2 separate regions of the Mus musculus genome follow, and region 1 is linked to region 2. Evidence: chromatin contacts called from ENCODE Hi-C or POLR2A ChIA-PET data. All regions are on one chromosome and are shown on one strand. The core of a region is the stretch at or near the end of the contact, and the rest is flanking DNA. Distances in the headings are between cores, read along the strand shown. Region 1 overlaps Ak5 (adenylate kinase 5). Region 2 holds the start of Usp33 (ubiquitin specific peptidase 33).

Region 1 (3,152 bases), core at 231-2,730, 120 kb after region 2:
AAGACAAAGCGACACCGTTGGCTTTCCTGGTGGAAACTCGCCGTTTTGCTGGCATGAAAGGGAAACTCACTAGCAGCTCTCCATCCTCAGGAGGCCAGAGAAGCAGTGGAGAGAGGAGAGTCTATAGGCGCGCAGTCAGCCTTGTTTTCTATAGGCACATAGTCAGCCTCGTTTTCTGGCAGCAGGCAGGTAAAATAGGATAGATTTCAGAAGTGGAGTCTTATAGAGCAAAGGAAGCTAGAGGAACAGGGTTGACCCAGAACCCCCAGTCTCCTCTGAATTTCTCCTCTGGTTCTTCACAGGCTCCTCAGCACTTCCCTCTGTCCCAGAGATACTCTGTTCATCTCAGTTCCCATGGAGAATTTTAAAAGAAAATTAAGTGATTCTTTTATCATTGTTTATAGCTGCAAAGGAACCAGACAGAACCACTTTACACAGAGCTAAGTTTTGTGGGGTACTTTGTTTTGTTTTGAGACAAGGAGTTGTGGAGCCCAAATTGGCCTTGAGCTTGCTCTACATCCCAGGCTGGCTTTGAACCACACTTCCTGGGTGCTGGGCCTACAGGCATGTGTCACCACACCGAGCATGCTTGTCCAATGCTCACATCCGTTTTTGGAGCTTGTAGTATTAGCACGTTTAGAACGGTTAGCTAACAAGATGCCCGAGTTCCACGTCCTCTGAGAGCAGAAGAGAGTTCATGGGACTAGCAGGGTGAGAACGAGACTCTCTTGGAGCAGTTGTGAGCTCGGGCCAGCCTCTACCGCGTGTAAGCTGTCCTGTTACCTCAGCGGCTTCTTAGTCAAAATGAGTTTCATGATTTACTTCACCCCAAAAACTCCAGTGCTGACTCTCTAGTCAAACTGAGATGTCTTCGTGTGTTTGGTAGAAAACCTGGTGAGTGGATTTGCTTCTGAAGGATCTGCCATCCTGGGTCTGAAACTTGATAGGAAGCTGTAGGGAGGAATTTCCCCGGTGAGTATAAAGTTAAATTTCTTGCTGTTGTTTTAAATCCCATAAGCGAGCATACGGAACTGGCACTGGGGCCCAGTGGCTGCTCGTTTCCTTTCTTCTTTCTCTTTGCTTTCGTCTGGAGTCCTGAAGCTGGTAGCTTTCTGAGCTGCAGCTTTGGTTTTTGTGTCTTGGCAATGTGGGCTTTTGGAACCAACCGAGCTGTGACAGTGGACTAGGGTTAGAGTCAGCACCACAGCCTCCTGTACTGTCTGCATAGGCCAGCTAGGAGTCGTGTGGCAACAGTGTCTGCCGCACTGTCCAGGCTGGGTGCCTGAGTGATCGCTCTGGGTGGGTGGTGGGACTCAGAAGTGGGTCTTGTATACTTTCAAGACTAAGCATGTATTCCTTTAAAACTAGTGGGAAAGCCCCCCGCCTGAAGAACACTACAGAAATAGACTGGAGGAATTCCAGGGGCCACTGTCAGCTCTACTTTATATCAGAAAGGGTTTTAAACAAGGTGACTCACCGAGGGTCACAAGTCTGGCCTGGGACTTTCCAACACCCAGAGCAGTGTGTCCAGCAATATTCCGTCAGTGTTGGCACGTTTCACCCCCAAGTGCTTCATGTCCAGCTACTTACTTAGTAGTAAATTCGCCCACAGTAGGCAAGTCTTCCCTCCCCTGGGCTAGTTCACCTATCTGTGGGGCTCTCCTATCCGCGGAGGCTGCTACAGCCTGGGGAGGGGAGCTTGAAGATGATGGCAGCTGCCTGGAGAACCGATGGAGGGAGAAGCCGGCTGAGTGGCTCCTCCCTCTGCTTGCTGAGATGGAAGCAGAAGCTGTGCATTGCTTCTCTGTCACACATACATGTAGGCGTGGAGTGGAGTGTATGTACAGTGGACCTGGCAAGGCGGTGCAACCGAGCTACTAGGGCTCTCTCCCCGTGGTTCTCTGGTGTCCGTTTTCAGCACTAACAAAGTAGATTGTAAATGTCACGTCTCTGTGGATCCAGTTGCCAGCATCCCCAATAAAAGGATGCCTGAGAGATGAGCCAGAGAGGCCTGGGAACCGATTTCTTGGAGAGTGACAGAGTACCGTAAGTATAACAGAAGTCGGATATCTCTGGAAAGCTTATTAGCTCAGTGTCAATGAGCCATTCATTGGTGAGTCTGTAGGTTTAGATTCAGATGATTCCAGAGTGAGAGAAGGGCTTTTTTTTTCCTGATTCTCAAATGGGATAAACTGTAAATTACATCTGGCTTTCCTCAGTCTCAGGACGGAAGCAGATTCCTTGGTTGTTCCAGGCGGCACAAAATGGGAAGCTTCCAAGATGATGCAGGTTATGAAGGTTCTTGGAGGCCTGACGTTCTTTCATTTCCTTATTTATTTACTTGTTTATTTATTTATTTGTATGTGCACAGTTGCACTGCTTGCACGTATCTGTGCCCCGTGTGCACGCAGTGTCCTTGGAGGACAGAAGAGGCTGTCAGACCCCCAGGGACTCGAGTTAACGGACAGTTGTGAGTCATCACGTGGGGGCTAGAAATCAAGCCGCTGACCTCTGGAAGAGCCCTGGGCCCTTACCCAGCCCTGAGGTTGTAAGCCATGTGCACACTCGATGATGTCATGTTTGTTTACTAACTACTTTTTTTTTTTTTTTTTTCGAGACAGGGTTTCTGTGTGTAGCCCTGGCTGTCCTGGAACTCACTCTGTAGACCAGGCTGGCCTCGAACTCAGAAATCCGCCTGCCTCTGCCTCCCCAGTGCTGGGATTAAAGGCGTGAGCCACCACACCTGGCTACTAACTGCTTTTGATCTTATGCATGCCAGTACGCAAAGTCAAGAGGAGCGAGCTTGTGGGAGTTGGTCCCTTCGTCGTCTGTGTAGGTCCTGGGACCCGAGCTCAGGGCTCCAGGCTTGATAGCAGCTGCCTTTGCCCATTTAGATATTTTGTCAGCCTGCTTATTTTATTTTTTAAGGTATAATAAATCTTTGAGGTTTTTGTTTTGTTTTGTCGTTTGGTTTTCTTTTTAAATAACAAGTGATTACAGGAAACCCTATAAAAAAAAGTTCAGCATCCAGGGGTCATAGTCGGAAGCACGGTATAGACCTTTCTTAACCAAGGGTTTAGGATTCTGGGAAACAAACAAACAAACAAACAAACATGGGCAGGTTTGGGGGGTTGGGAATTCACTCTCTGTCA
Region 2 (3,180 bases), core at 131-2,630:
GTTGTTATATCTGGGTAAATAAAAATGAATTTCCTGGGGAAAACCATTCAATAAAAATTGAAAGCCGGGTGTGGTGGCACACGCCTTTAATCCCAGCACTCGGGAGGCAGAGGCAGGTGGATTTCTAAGTTCGAGGGCAGCCTGGTCTACAAAGTGAGTTCCAGATCAACCAGGGCTATACAGTGAAACCCTGTCTCGAAAAAAAAAAATGACAATATTACTGATTTGGATATCAGTGAAAGCAAACGAGCAATATCTGGAGTAGGCCGAGGGTAGAGTGGTGGTAACCATGGGGCCTCCCACACAGCTTCATTCCCTTGCGCCAAGCCCCAGACAGCAAGGAGTATCATGGTTAACATCCTCTGATTCCACTAGCAGAATAATTAGAAGCCCTCAGATTAGTCGCCTGCTTCTGATGGAGACTGGCATTTTGCACAATATTTAGATACATGCTCCCAACCAACTTTGGGGTTAATCATATAGACATGTCTTACTCTGTAATCCAGGCTAGCCTCAAACTCACAATCCTGCCACAGCCTCCCAAGTGCTGGCTTTACCGGGGTACACCACCATGCCCAGCTGACAAACTTTTTCAGCTTTGCAGTTTGAATTCACATATTATAAAATCAAACAGTGAGGGGCTAAAAAGATGACTCCTGGTTAGGACCACTGGCTGCTCTTCCAGAGGACACTGGTTCAATCCCCAGCACCCAGAAGGCAGTTTAGTTCACAGTTGTTTGTAACTCCAGATACAATGGATCCGACATCTTCACTGAGATATGCATGCAGGCAAAACACCAATGCATATAATAGAAATAATTGGAAAAATATTAAAAAGTGAATGTAACAGTCACATAAGTGGAAGGTTTTTTTTTTTTTTCCTATTGCTCTAAGTACCAAGAAGATCTCAAGGTTTCAGTAACTATTTCATTTGATCTTGATTTAACCTAGTGGAAAATGGTAGAGATTAATTTCTTCTTTGTATATATGGCAAAGAGAAATGCATTTGCTTCCAGAAAATGTAGGTCTTAAAGGAGTTATTAGAAAAGCAAGGTTTAGGACTAGCCTCACACTGCAGCCCAGACTGGCTTCGAAGTTACCGCAATCCTCCTGCCCCAGCCTTGAGCTAGCCACTTCATATTGCAAACTTCAGACCTTTCTGAGGCTTTCCGTACTGCGGAGTTTATAATGCACCGCGACGAGACCTTGGGAAGCTGTCTTGTGACTGCAGAGGGTGGGAGAATAGGAATAAAAGCAGAAATGCGGCCGAAGTGGTGTACACGTCAGCTCAGGTTGCCTGTCTAGCACAGGCCTAGCGGAGAACCGAGGCCAGGCCCGAGGCCCCGCCCCGGGGCGTGTCTCCCCAAGGTCCCGCCCCCAGACGCCCGCAGCGGCCGCGGAGACACCGGAAGGAGCGGCGGCTGCCGAGGGAAGCGTCGGGCAGCGGTCGGGTTCTGCGGGCCGCGCTGCGGAACCGTTTTGCGGCCCTGCGGATCCGAGCGCTCAGGCTCCGAGGAGGAGTGCGCTGGGCGGCGGGCTGAGGTGAGCGCGGCGGACGGGCGGGCGGGCGTGCGGCGGCGGCGGGCCGGAGGGAGGGCGGGCGCGGCCGGGCTGAGGCTCGCCCCGGCGCGCGGCCCGGGCGGCTCGGTGGTCAGGGATCCGGGTCGGGGGGCGCGACCTGTGCGCGCCGCCCCGTTATTCATTGCTACGAACGGGAAAACCGAGGTGTCACCGTCCCAGTGGCGTGTCTTCGGCCGACGCAGCGTTTGGGTCGAGTCCAGTCGTAGCGTCTGTCGGTCGCAGCTTTTGTTCGGGTCACATTTCCACGGTGTGAGTGCTTTCCCAAGCGCTCAAGCATTTTTCAAATACAAAATGCTCCTCGTCGGAAAATTCGTCATGTTGACCTGTTAGGCAATGTGATTGATTTGATTGCCTTAGGGGCTTTGCACACAACTGAAGATTAGGGTTTACATTCTGTCGGAATCAGTATTAGGCCTGCGAAATGGAGCCAGGGGCTGACATCCTGGCTGGAGCAGAGTCTAACTAAACTGAAGACGCGTTTTACCAAAGGTCTCGAGACTTAGTGCTTAATGTAGAATTCTAGAATGTTCTCTCTCTCTCTCTCTCTCTTTTTTCTTCTTTAAATTTTTTCGAGACAGTCCAATGTCTGGCCTCCCAAGTCCTGATCCTCCTGCCTCCATCTCCCAAGTTGCTGGGATTCCAAATGTATTGCCACCATGTCATGCCAGATATTTTTTTGTTTGATCTGACAATTTTTTTCTTTACGAAAAACCTGTTACCAAAGATAATGAGAGTCAGGGTAGACTGCTCAAGCCTAGAGATGCCTTTGGCAGAAGATAACATTTGGAAGGTGGAGGAAGGTAGAGAAGGACTTCCAGGCTAGCCTAGGCTACAGGAGCCCCCATTTCAAAGCAAGCAAGCAAGCAAGCAAGCAAACCAAAGAGGCAGGGGAGGGGAGGGAGAGGGAGAGAATGAGACCATTTCTCCGAGTGTCTTCTGTGGTTGAGGGTGCAGTTGTATCTTATGGAAAGGTCAGAGCAAATCCGATGATTGCAGCAGGCTATTTGATCTTATGAATGCTGGCAGTGAGTTTGTACTGTTAATATAAGTATGGAAGAATGAAAATTTTATAACTTGTTTCAGTAACTTATACTATGCCGATAGTTTTGTTATTTCATTTACTTTGGCAAGATGAGAAAAACTACACAAATATACATGGGGGCTATATTTATGATTGCATGCTATTTTTTTTTTTTTTTTTTGGTTTTTCGAGACAGGGTTTCTCTGTGTAGCCCTGGCTGTCCTGGCACTCACTTTGTAGACCAGGCTGGCCTTGAACCCAGAAATCCGCCTGCCTCTGCCTCCCGAGTGCTGGGATTAAAGGCGTGTGCCACCACGCCCGGCTTGCATGCTATTTTTTGATCTGCATTGCCAGTTTTCAGTTACTTTCCTTTTTAGTTCATGTAGTATATGAATAAGCAAATCTCTCCACATAGTTGCAGCAAGTAGGTGATTTGCTGTTTTCAGGATCCTTTCACTTACAAAATCTTACTTGATTCTGTTCCTGTCCTCTGACGAATGCCAAATAGCCTTTTCCCAAGTCAGAGTTTCAAGCTTGTGTAAGGATCAGCCTTTCCTTCTGAAACAATATTGCCAAAC

What was found. A loop is a pair of places that touch in the nucleus more often than their neighbours do. ChIA-PET counts read pairs that join two places held with the same protein, here RNA polymerase II (POLR2A).
Region 1: a map of T-helper 2 cell shows a loop between it and region 2 (2.9-fold over the local background). The contact joins the enhancer-like site here to the promoter of Usp33 in region 2. A Hi-C loop is called at or near these places in 1 of 37 maps with a recorded cell type or tissue (T-helper 2 cell). POLR2A ChIA-PET finds 5 or more read pairs at or near these places in 1 of 5 experiments (Patski).

Annotation. Positions count from the first base shown.
Region 1 is chr3:152,468,076-152,471,227 of GRCm38, forward strand. The region is part of intron 13 of Ak5 (adenylate kinase 5); the gene reads right to left. Among named protein-coding and RNA genes, the nearest start is that of 3110067G11Rik, 20 kb to the right of the region's middle. Within about 2 kb of position 1,481, at least 1 of the 3 ENCODE cell types and tissues checked has a DNase peak (open chromatin) inside an H3K27ac peak, as active enhancers do.
Region 2 is chr3:152,345,098-152,348,277 of GRCm38, forward strand. It overlaps Usp33 (ubiquitin specific peptidase 33), which reads left to right and starts at 1,381. Exons shown (of 24, transcript NM_133247.3): 1 at 1,381-1,542.